Linked DNA regions of Homo sapiens: region 1 is linked to region 2. Evidence: chromatin loops called from intact Hi-C (ENCODE). Cell type or tissue: heart right ventricle. All regions are shown on one strand. Links, peaks and the distances in the headings refer to the core of each region. The heading gives the core; the rest is flanking DNA.

Region 1 (5,381 bases), core at 163-5,162, 91 kb after region 2:
TGTACAAATATTGAACTTCTCACAAAGTTTCTAAATGCTTACCCTCAATTACTCTTTTCATCTCATCCTGGAAAATAACAAATGGTTCATGAACCAGCATGGGCTCTATCAATGTCAGCTGTCATTCATGGATGGAGGGGGCATCCATCACGTGTTCATGCTTTCTAGCATCTATTCCCTCCCCTCCCAACTTAACCTTCCTAACAGCTCTCAATTCCCATCTGAGAACTCATGTTACTCTGGGGAAGATGGTACCATCCCTGGATGCAGGCATGGGACATGTAACCCAGGAGAAACCAATCAATGGATTTCATCCCTCTGGCCTCAGTGATTGGTTCTGGGGTTGACATGTGACCCAAAATGGTCCAATTGGAGTGAATCTCAAAACAATTCCTTGGAATATTGGAGACAAGATGCTCTCTTCCTCTGGATTTGTGGTGTCTGAGAATGAGATCTCAGCAGCTATTTTTTCTACCGTAATGCAAATCTCCCCCAGAGGACAAGGACACAAAGAATGGCAGATCTGAGAAGACTAGAGAAATGAAGTCACAGCCAAGATCATATCATACACCTCTGGACCCATGCTACAACCCCCCTTACCTCTGAACATTTCTCTGTCTTTTTGTTGTTGTCAAGCCAGTCTGAGTTGGATTTTCTGTCAACAGCAACTGAAAACTTCCTTTTTTATTACTTGGCTGCATATATTTCTTCAACAAGCACCTATTAAGTGCCTACTTTGTATCAAGTACTGAGTTAGGTGTAGATATAGTGCTTCTCACAAAAGATACTGTAAAATGAGTCAGAGGAGGGATGAGTGGTTAATAGAGCTGGAAGCATTTAGACATGTCAACTGGCTCACTTTAAGAGAGTCCTGTGTAATTTTAAGGTAATATTTAAAGCATAGATATTTGCAATTTATTTGCAAATTATTAACTTTGCAAGTAAAAAAACAAATACAGTGATTTTAAGGTTATCCCTGGAAGAAGGACAACCTGACTGCCTTGCATTATGGTATCTGCTAATGTCATAATCTTTACCATTTTTACATACTACCTGTTCATTTTTATTTAATATTATTAAATTGATTCACTTACAGAACTTACATAGATGTATTTCAAGACAAAATTTCTATAATACCACTAAAATGGAAAACTAGTACCACTTTACATGAATAGAAGGCAATCATAAAATAAGTACAATGAAATTATAGAATGTTACTAAATACTGAGAATGGTGACCTGACAAATGCCCTGACCCTGTGGACTGCTGTGTCTTTTGCCAAAAGGGAAATTAGCAAGGGTCCAAAAGGTGTTAAAGACATGTTAGCACCCCAACTGAGACTTTCTCCTTGTTACGTTTGGAGGGACTAAAAGAACATTGAAAAAAGGGATCAATTTCTCACCAAGTATTTCACTGTTACTTAATGCTGCCTCTGCACACAGCTATATATTACCTCCTTTGCACAAAATGTACTGCCCTTACCAGTCTTTGAGAAACACTATTTTAACCAAATCTCATTTGATAGCTGAGCAAATCGAAGCCTGGAGAGATAATGGGACTCTCCTAAGGCTTCCTGATTTCCAGCCTGCTCAACTCCCCCGTATTCAATAATATTTTATTACTTTCATTGGATTTATTTTGTGATTACCTTCTAATTAAGGCAAGTGACTCTGGGTTTTTCTTATTTATGGTAATGATATCAAGTTTCCTTTTTAAGTAAGCTTTAGTTGCTTTTAAACCATCCCATTGTTGAGACCAATTTGAAATAAGGCCCTTAGCAATGCCAATGGCCCCGTGTTCCCACCACTGATATGGGAGTTGGGGCAGGGAAGTGCTGGGTAAAGAAGGGCAGGGTCCCTGGCAAAGGATTCACCCTTGGGCCTGTGCCCACGGACCTAGGTGAGGACAGCCACTCCTGTTTTCGTGCCCAAATGGTGCATTTTCTAAGACCACTCTAACCTGCCAAATGCCCCATCCTGTAACTATAAAAACCCCAAGACCCTAGCAGACACAGACACAAACAGCTGGAGGTTGAGAGGAACACACTGGCAGAAGCACACACCAGCAGACACCAGTAGACGCCGGCAGGCCATCTACGGTAGGACAATGCAGAATTCAGTTGGGGGCGGTTGGAGGGGAGTCCAGTTGCTGAGCATTCTGACTCCAGGGGAAGATCACCTTTCCACACCACCCGCTGCTGGCTCTCCATTCATCTGCTGAGAGCTACCTTCACCCAATAAAACCTTGCACCCATCATCCAAGCCCAAGTGTGATCTGATTCTTCCAGGACACTGGGGCAAGAACCTAGGGTAAAGAAAGCCCTCTGTCCCTGTGATAAGGCAGAGGGTCTAATTGAGCTGATTAACACAAGCTGCCTGTGGACAGCTACGCTGAAAGAGCACACTGTACCACACGCCCACTGGGGCTTCGGGAGCTATAAACATTCAACCCTAGATGCTGCTGTGGGGTCGGAGCCCGCGCTCCCCACGACCTGCTCATCTGCATGCTCCCTCTAGGGGTTTAAGCTGTGGGGCACTGAAGAAGAGAGCCACACCCCCATCGCACACCCCGAGAGGGGGATAAGGGAATTTTTCCTGTTTCACCACTACCACTTTACCCCCAGGCAAAGGCAGGCACAGGGATTTATACCATCCTCTACTGCCCCATGCTGGAATCCCTAGATATGCCCCATGATTCAAGTCCTTCCCTCCCCAAGCCTAGGGGAAAAAATAGAAGCTAGGATAAGTGATTCCTCTAAAGCAGGGTTTCTCAATCTCAACACGATTGACCTTTGAGACGAGATAATCTAGCTGCTCTGTAGATGTTGAGCAGCATCCCTGGCCTCTACTCATGAGATGCCAGTAACACACCCCCCACACACAAGTTGTAACAACCAGAAATTTCTCTAGACATTGTCAAGTGTCCCCTGGAAGCAAAGTCACCCCTGGTGAAAAACCATACGCTTACTCATGGCTGGCAGCTTCCTATCCCAGCCCTCCAAATTTTCACAATAAACTTTAAATACAGAGCAGTCCTTTGCCACTACAGTTGAGGTAATTTGAGATCACTTTTTTTTTTAAGACCAGAATATTTTCTAAGAAAAAAAGAAATAATATGAACTCTCCACCAGCCATAAAGTTTACTCTTTTTAGACAATTCATGTACACTCTCCCAGGTGAAGGAAGCTTAAGTGATAGCACCTTCAATGGGTCCCTTACATTTGCCCACTGCTGGGTCCTGTCTTAATATTACTGAGCAGAGCCAATATGTGGCACCTGCTGAAGTGGGCATTCCATTTTCTCATAACCCCTTGCACCTTGACTTTGGATATTTAAAACCAGGTGCATTTCCATGCCTCATTTTAATATTTGGGGTCCATGCACTGACTAAATGCTGTGCCTGAACAAGTTTGAGCGGGACTTAGTGCCCCAGAAAGCAAATGTGCCATTCTTAAAGGAATCGTTGATGTTAAAAAGTCAAGTAAAAGGGATAGCATCAATGAATGAATGAATGAAAATGTGTATTTTTTTTTTTCTTTTTTTGAGACAGAGTCTCACTCTGTCACCCAGGCTGGAGTGCCGTGGCACGATCTCGGCTCACTGCAAGCTCTGCCTCCCAGGTTCACGCCATTCTCCTGCCTCAGCCTCTCGAGTAGCTGGGACTAATTTTTTTGTATTTTTAGTAGAGACAGGGTTTCACCTGTGTTAGCCAGGATGGTCTCGATCTCCTGACCTCGTGATCCGCCTGCCTCGGCCTCCCAAAGTGCTGGGATTACAGGCTTGAGCCACCACACCCGGACAACGTTTGTGTATTTATCCATTTATCCATGTAATACGAAATTATAGTAAAATGCTAATGTCATAGTTCGGGTTCCTTTAAAAACAGACTCTGAGACAAGGATTTGGGTTCAAAGAGTTTTTTTGGGAGTGATCCCAGGAAGCATTGTGAAGAAGTGGGGAAGTCAGACAGAGAAGGGAAGATGGCAATCCAGGATATCTTAATGAGCTGGTCACTCTCCATGGACTGTTGGGGTTTAATCCTTCACGATACTTCTAGTAGATAATGTAGAATATGCTTCAGAATTGTCCCTCCAAGGATCAAGGAAGCTGGGGTATTTGTCCTCACGGGTTGAGGAACACTCATGAAGTGTCACTCCTCCGGTGCTTTCTACCTGCTCTGAGAGGTATCAAGCACACTACCATGGCCCATGGACACCCTCAGGCTGAGAGATACTGGAAAGCATCACAGCCTACTGGAAGTCATCAGAGCATCCAAGAACTGCGGCAGACAACTGAGGCCTAGGGAGTGCAGGTTGAGTACCAACTGCACCTCCCAACGGCATCTGCCTGGAGTAGGCACATGTGGCTGCAAAAACATTGGGGGGATGAAGGAAAGCTCCCACCCCCTAGTTTAGGCTGCAGGTCTCTGGAATTATTTTAACAGCCTTCTAATAGTCTTCCTGTTCCCCTTTGTCTGCTCTCCACTTGGCAGCCAAAGTGAGCTTCCTGAAACACAAATCTGATTATTTCACCCTTAAAACTCCTCAGTGCCTGCAAGATAAAGTCCAAACCTTTCAACGCTCTAACTTTACTTACCTCTGTGGACTTATTTCTCAGCATTCCCATGCCTTCTCAGCTGAACCTGAAGTTCCCAAACAGAGCACCAACTAACTCTCAGAACTATGCCAAACATGGGGGATGAGAAGACAATATGATACGATACACTCCCTGCCTTCAGTGATGTCATTGAGACCTATGATGTGGTCTATCAGGGTCAGGGGGTGGAGGGTGTGCAGGAAGAACAAGATGGAAACGAAGAATTCCAGTCCTGCATATACCCAGGAAGCTACCATGGAAGGCACACATTACATAGATGTCATCCATATACAGAGATTTGGTTATTTTAAGATTAACCCTTTCTTGTCTGGAGTTAGCTAAGAGAAAGTCAGGGATGGGAGACAAGGCTGCTAAGTTTGGAAAAAGAATGTCTCCCTGATGTGTGCAACAGGTAGCACAGGACACTGGGAACAGGGGGATGTACTGGAGGGAACCAAGAGGGAAAAATCGGAGTTGCAGGGCTATGTGTTTTTCTCAGCAGCCTTTACAGCCCCAGATGACAGCCTCTGCAGTCATTGTCTATGGCCCCTCTACAGCCCTCTTGGAACCTTCAGAGCTCAGCAGATGCATAGACCTTCAGCTGATTAGCCTCAGAGGTGACTGGGCGGCTCCAAGAGGCTAGAAGCAAAGAAAGAGCAGCGAGTGTGGAGGTGGATGGGTCTAATTATGCAGGAGCCATTTTCTGTTTACATAAAAATACCTTGAGTAATCAGTGGTGATGAGCAAGAGGAGGAAAGAGCCTGCCTGAGAGTCTGAGGATGTTAT
Region 2 (5,381 bases), core at 260-5,259:
TTTTCCAGGTCACAGGTAGGTGAGAGACAAATGGTCGCATTCTTTTGAGTTTCTGATTAGCCTTTCCAAAGGAGACAAACAGATAATGCATCTATGTCAGTGAGCAGAGGGCTGCCTTTGAATAGAATGGGGGGTAGGTTGGCCCTAAACAGTTCCCAGCTTGACTTTTCCCTTTAGCTTAGTGATTTGGGGGCCCCAAGATTTATTTTCCTTTCACATTCTATGACCTGGAACACAAGGAATTAGTATTATTATTGTCGTCGTTATTGTTATAGTGTCAGGCATCCAGGAAGGCCCCAATAAATAATGAATAATAGATGCTCTTTGAAACCTGGGTTCAGATCCCAGCACTGCTGTTCACTAGCATGGCGGATGTGGACGAGAAAGTCTTCATCCCTCTGAGCCTCATTTCTCCTATTTGCAGAATGGAGACCATAATAATATCTGTCCTGTAAGGGTGTAGGAAAGATTAAACATATGCAGACTATCTATGATAATATATGCGGAGTGTCTATAAAATGGAGCTAATAATAGTGCTTGCCTGGCACTCTGTAAACAGACCGATTATCACCATTCCTTCTGTCCTTGTTTTAATTAGGGTCTTAGATGCTTCTAGCCCAAGTCCAAGGGTCGACTCCACCCTGTGGTCCCTCTAGGAGACCCTCTGTCCAGCCTGGAGGGTTTTTCACCATCCTCTTTTGTAGGTGCTTCATAACAGGTGGGGTCTGGCAGCTCCATGTTGAGATCTCAGCTAAGTATCTTACTAATCCAGAGGCTTTGGGTGAGTCATGCAGTCTCAATTTCCACGTCTGTAAAATGGGGTCATTGGGAGCTTAAATAAGACAAAGACAAAGCTTTTCAGACATGCAATTAGTGACATCGGCTAGACAAAATCCAAATTCCCTGAGAGTCCATACAAGGGCTTTCATAAAAGGGGTTTAAAAATAAAATTGATATCAGGAGCTCTATTTAAGAAGCAACTTTCGGGCCGGGTGCGGTGGCTCATGCCTGTAATCCCAGCATTTTGGGAGGCCAAGGCGGGAGGATCGCTTAAGGTCAGGAGTCTGAGACCAGTCTGGTCAACATGGCGAAACCCCGTTCTACTAAAAATACAAAAATTAGCCGGGTGTGGTGGTGAGCGCCTGTAATCCCAGCTACTCAGGAGTCTGAGGCAGGAGAATCGCTTGAACCTGGGAGGTGGAGGTTGCAGTGAGCTGAGACCGTGCCACTGCATTCCAGCCTGGGCAACAAGAAAGAAATTCTGTCTCAAAAAAAATAAAAAATAAAAATAAATAAAAAGCAATTTTCAAGGGAAGTTGGAAGTCAGATCCAGTTTCCCACCCTATACCACAAAATGACAAATCCGTTCCTCCACAAGCACGTGCTAAAGGCCTACATGTGGTGGCTCAGTGGTTCCTCACAAGGACCTCCTAGGAAGTGTGGGTAGGTTTGTTAACCCCATTATACAGATAAGGAAGCCGAGGCCCAGAGAAAGTAACTCACCTGAGATTACCCACTTCTCCCTGGCAGTGTCTGACATTCAATGTCAGGCCTCTCTGGCTGGTTCTGAGTCAGGATGGCTGGATCTACTTCTGGCGGTGTGGCCCTGAGCAAATCCCACAGCCTCTGGAGCCTCAGTTTTACTGTTGGTCTTATGAAGAGGTAGACAAGATCAGAATTTACCAATGTACTTCAAGCTGTTACTAGGCATCTAGAAACAGGAGCAGGAGAGTTCAAGGTCTTGTATGGTGCCAGTAAAAACAAAATTATAAACAGGTCTTCTCACTGCAGGACTTATCAGAGCCTTTAAGTCACTAATGTAGTTTATGAATCTCTAAGAGGCAGCCCTATCTTATCTGACCACGTATGAGTGTCTCATTCAAGGAAGTGTTTGGAAAATGCTGGACTAGACAATTTCCAGCAAGCCTCAGATTCCCCTACCCCCATCCTGCAACCACCAGCCAAGAAATGTTCCCTTCATGGGCCACTGGGCCAGACCCTGGCTAAGATAGAGACTGGAAAGCCCCAAGGCCTTATTTCCACCCCTTCTCCTTAGTCCCAGGGACTCTGCCTTCCCTGGAAACAGCACTTTCTTTCTTTAGCTGGGCCAATAGTGTTCCACCTACATTTCTCTGAGGCATGTTGAAAAAAGCATGTCTGCAAGGGGTTTCTGACTTCTCCTAGCCTCTGGATGTATTTCTAAAAATCATAATAATTACTTTTTTCAGTTTACAAAAATAAAATGTCTTCATGATAAAATATGTAGTTAGGAAAGCAAAATAAGAAATTAAAAATCACTCATAATCCTTAAGCTGCCCCAATCTAAGTAGGCAAATGATAAGCAAATTGAGTTTCAAGATGATCCTCCTAGCAACACTCTCTTTAAATGAGGTTAACCCCACCTCCAGGCCCCTCTTTTGGAAATCTTGGAGCTTTCCCTGCTCAGAGATCCTCCCTTCCCTCACCCCAATACCCTATTTTCAGAGCAGACAGAGGCACCTAGTTTCTGAGGAGCAGTCTTTTCCCCAAACATCAAAATAAACCACAAGTGTTTACCTTCACATGGTACTTTTACAACTTCCAAAGCCATTCTGTGACTCGCTTTCATTTGCTTCCTACGGTAACCCGGTAAGATAGGTGTCGTCATTCCCATTTCAGAGAAGAATAAACTGAGGCTCAGAGAAACTTAGAGATGTGCCAGGAAATGTCAGAGTAGAGACTTAAGTCCAACACCCAATATTCCAGAACCTGTCTGCCTGCTTTTGAATCTTTGCACCAGTCACTTCCAAGCTGTGTGACCTTGGATACAGCACTTAACCTCTCTGAACTTCGGGTTTCCTATCTACAAAATGACAATAATGAAAATGCCTGCTTATATTATTATTTTACTATTATTATTTAAGGTTGTTGCAAAAATTAAAGGAGTTGATACAGATAAGGTGCTTAGAACAGTGGCTGACACCAAGGAAGCGCTATATTACTTGCTATTATTATTTATATTATCAGTTTTTATTCCCAGGACACCAGCATGCAGGAGGATTCTAGGATGCAAAAGGGCTGAGTCAGAGGCACTGGCCTGTCCCCAGGGGAAGCAGGTCTCCCGGCGCCCTGGCTGTGGGGAGGGTACCAAAGAACAGACAGTGCTCTTCTGGGCACAGGCCTGTGCTAGAGCCAGGCAGTTGGTGGTCATGGAGTTGGCAGCACAAGGTAGACTCTTTAAGCGGCCACACATTCACAGGATAGCATGTTCTGGTTAGCCAGACACTCCAGTTTAAAATGAATTTCTTTTGCTGAGAGCAATTTAGGAACATAGATTAAGCCTTAGAAATTCTGGAAGTTGCATTAGTCCTCAGTTAATCCTAAAGAAGTCATAGGGCGGCCTGGTGTGAGGTTCTAGCTACAAGAATGTTCAGGGCCACGAAGTTCTCGCCAACGTTGGAAACTCTTCAGCACCCCAAAGTAGGGGATTGGTTAAATTAGCTCTTATGTATTCCTCAATAGAACACTGCAGCCATTAAAAATTATGTTGTCAAAGAATATTTGGTAATATGGAAAAGTAATTATAATGTGTTAGCAAGAGAGAAAAATAAGTTCCAAACATAATGCAGAGAACTATCCCATTTGATAGAATACTGATATACATGGATACTATGTAACATTTACACATTTCTGAGAAACATAGAAAAGTCGGAACATATAAAAGATATTATTAATAGCTTCCGTGGGGTGACAGGATTATAAGTAGTTTTGATGGCTTTTTTTTTTAATTTTTTCTTTTGTTATTGTTGTTTTTTTTAAATTTAGAGACCAGATCTCACTCTGTTGCCCAGGCTGGAGTGCAGTGGTGCATTATAGCTTACTGTAACCTCAAACTCCTGGGCTCAAGCAATCTTCCCACCTCAGCCTCCCAAATAGCTAGGACTACAGGCACACACCATCACACCTGGATAATAATAATAATAGTAATTATTATTATTATTTTGAGACAGAGTCTCACCCTTTTGCTGGGCTGGAGCGCAGTGGCGCGATCTCGCCTCACTGCAACCTCTGCCTCCCGGGTTCAAGCAATTCTCCTGCCTCAGCCTCCCAAGTAGCTGGGACTATAGGCACGTGCCACCATGTCCAGCTAATTTTTGTATTTTTAGTAGAGACGGAGTTTCACCGTGTTGGCCAGGAAGGTCTCGATCTCTTGACCTCGTGATCCACCTGCCTCGGCCTCCCAAAGTGCTGGGATTACAGGCATAAGTCACCACGCCCTGCCTATTATTATTATTATTATTATTTTTAGAAACAGTGCCTCTCTATGTTGTCCAGGCTGGTCTCAAACTCCTGGCCTCGAGTCATCCTCCTGTCTCAGTCTCCCAAAGTGCAGACATTATAAGAGTGAGCCACTATGCCCGGCCTATTTTCTGCATTTTCTAACATACACATGCACTATCTTAAAGCACAAAAAAAGCTATTAACAAAGAAATAATTAAAAGTAATTAGCTATAAGTTGTCAGTTTAAAAAAATCTGGACTGCTATATTCAACAAAGTTGTTTACATTCTAGATTTCAAGGCCCCTCAGAAGCACCTCCCTGTGTAAATGAGGGTTCTTGCCTCCAGAAGGTGGCCCCACAAATGAGGAGTGAAAAGTAACAGCCGAATGGCCCCACTGTTGTACTAATCTTGTTTGTTTAAAGAGAAACTACAGACACTCTCTCTATTAAAGAAAAAAAGAATGAGGAGAGACCGAGAGAATTAGAATGTGCTATATACATTACAAGATCAAAACCAGTTTAGGCCCAAGTCTTCTTGTAATTTCATCTTTTTCCTCCCTGAGGGGGTTGGGAAGCCCTCTCTTACCACAGGTTAAGAGGCGAGAGGTCTGGTGGAATTTCACATCCACAGTGCCCTTAGGAAAAGCTGGGTGTTTTTGGCAGATTGAAGCATTCTTTTTCCAGGCTGTGCTTTCACTACTGGGTACAGATAATGTGGCTTAAAGAGCTAATCGGGAGCTGGAACAGACAGAAATTCAAGAGCAGAGAGGCATCAGGACCTAGAACTTGGCCTAGACTCAGAGAGAGCTGATTCAAAGCTCAGAGCCACCAGGGACCTGCTGGGCGACCCTGGATCCATCACCAAGCCTCAGTTTCCATGTTGGAAACAAAGGGAGAACGACGTCTGGGCTCAGAGTTAGGAAAGCACTCTGTTAGCTATAAAGCAAGCTACATGGCAGAGTCGCCCTCAGCATGTGACCCCGCTTCAAGCCTGCCATCCAGTCTGGGATGTCAGACCCAGGGTTCTACTGGCAGGTTAGAGAAGAGGAGTCAGGTGGGAGACTTGGAAGATTTGGTACAACACATGGAAGATTTGGTACAACACAGAAGTTTCTGCGATT

The links. Peaks named below come from ENCODE experiments on the same cell type or tissue, not always from the same donor. Only the 100,000 strongest peaks of a DNase experiment are listed, where the experiment ranks them.
Region 1: it touches region 2 in a loop (2.2-fold over the local background); 2 of 110 quality-filtered maps call a loop at or near these places.

What each region holds. Positions count from the first base shown.
Region 1 is chr12:119,272,221-119,277,601 of GRCh38, forward strand. No RefSeq gene overlaps it. Among named protein-coding and RNA genes, the nearest start is that of LINC00934, 28 kb to the right of the region's middle. In heart right ventricle, for the core only: a CTCF peak has its summit at 2,676; no DNase peak of the experiment used is centred there.
Region 2 is chr12:119,181,371-119,186,751 of GRCh38, forward strand. The region is part of intron 1 of HSPB8 (heat shock protein family B (small) member 8); the gene reads left to right. It overlaps HSPB8-AS1 (HSPB8 antisense RNA 1), which reads right to left and starts at 2,725. Exons shown (of 3, transcript XR_007063482.1): 1 at 2,557-2,725; 2 at 1,504-1,651; 3 at 1-832. In heart right ventricle, for the core only: no CTCF peak of the experiment used is centred there; a DNase peak (open chromatin) is centred at 3,111; H3K4me3 peaks cover 4,104 bases; H3K27ac peaks cover 5,000 bases.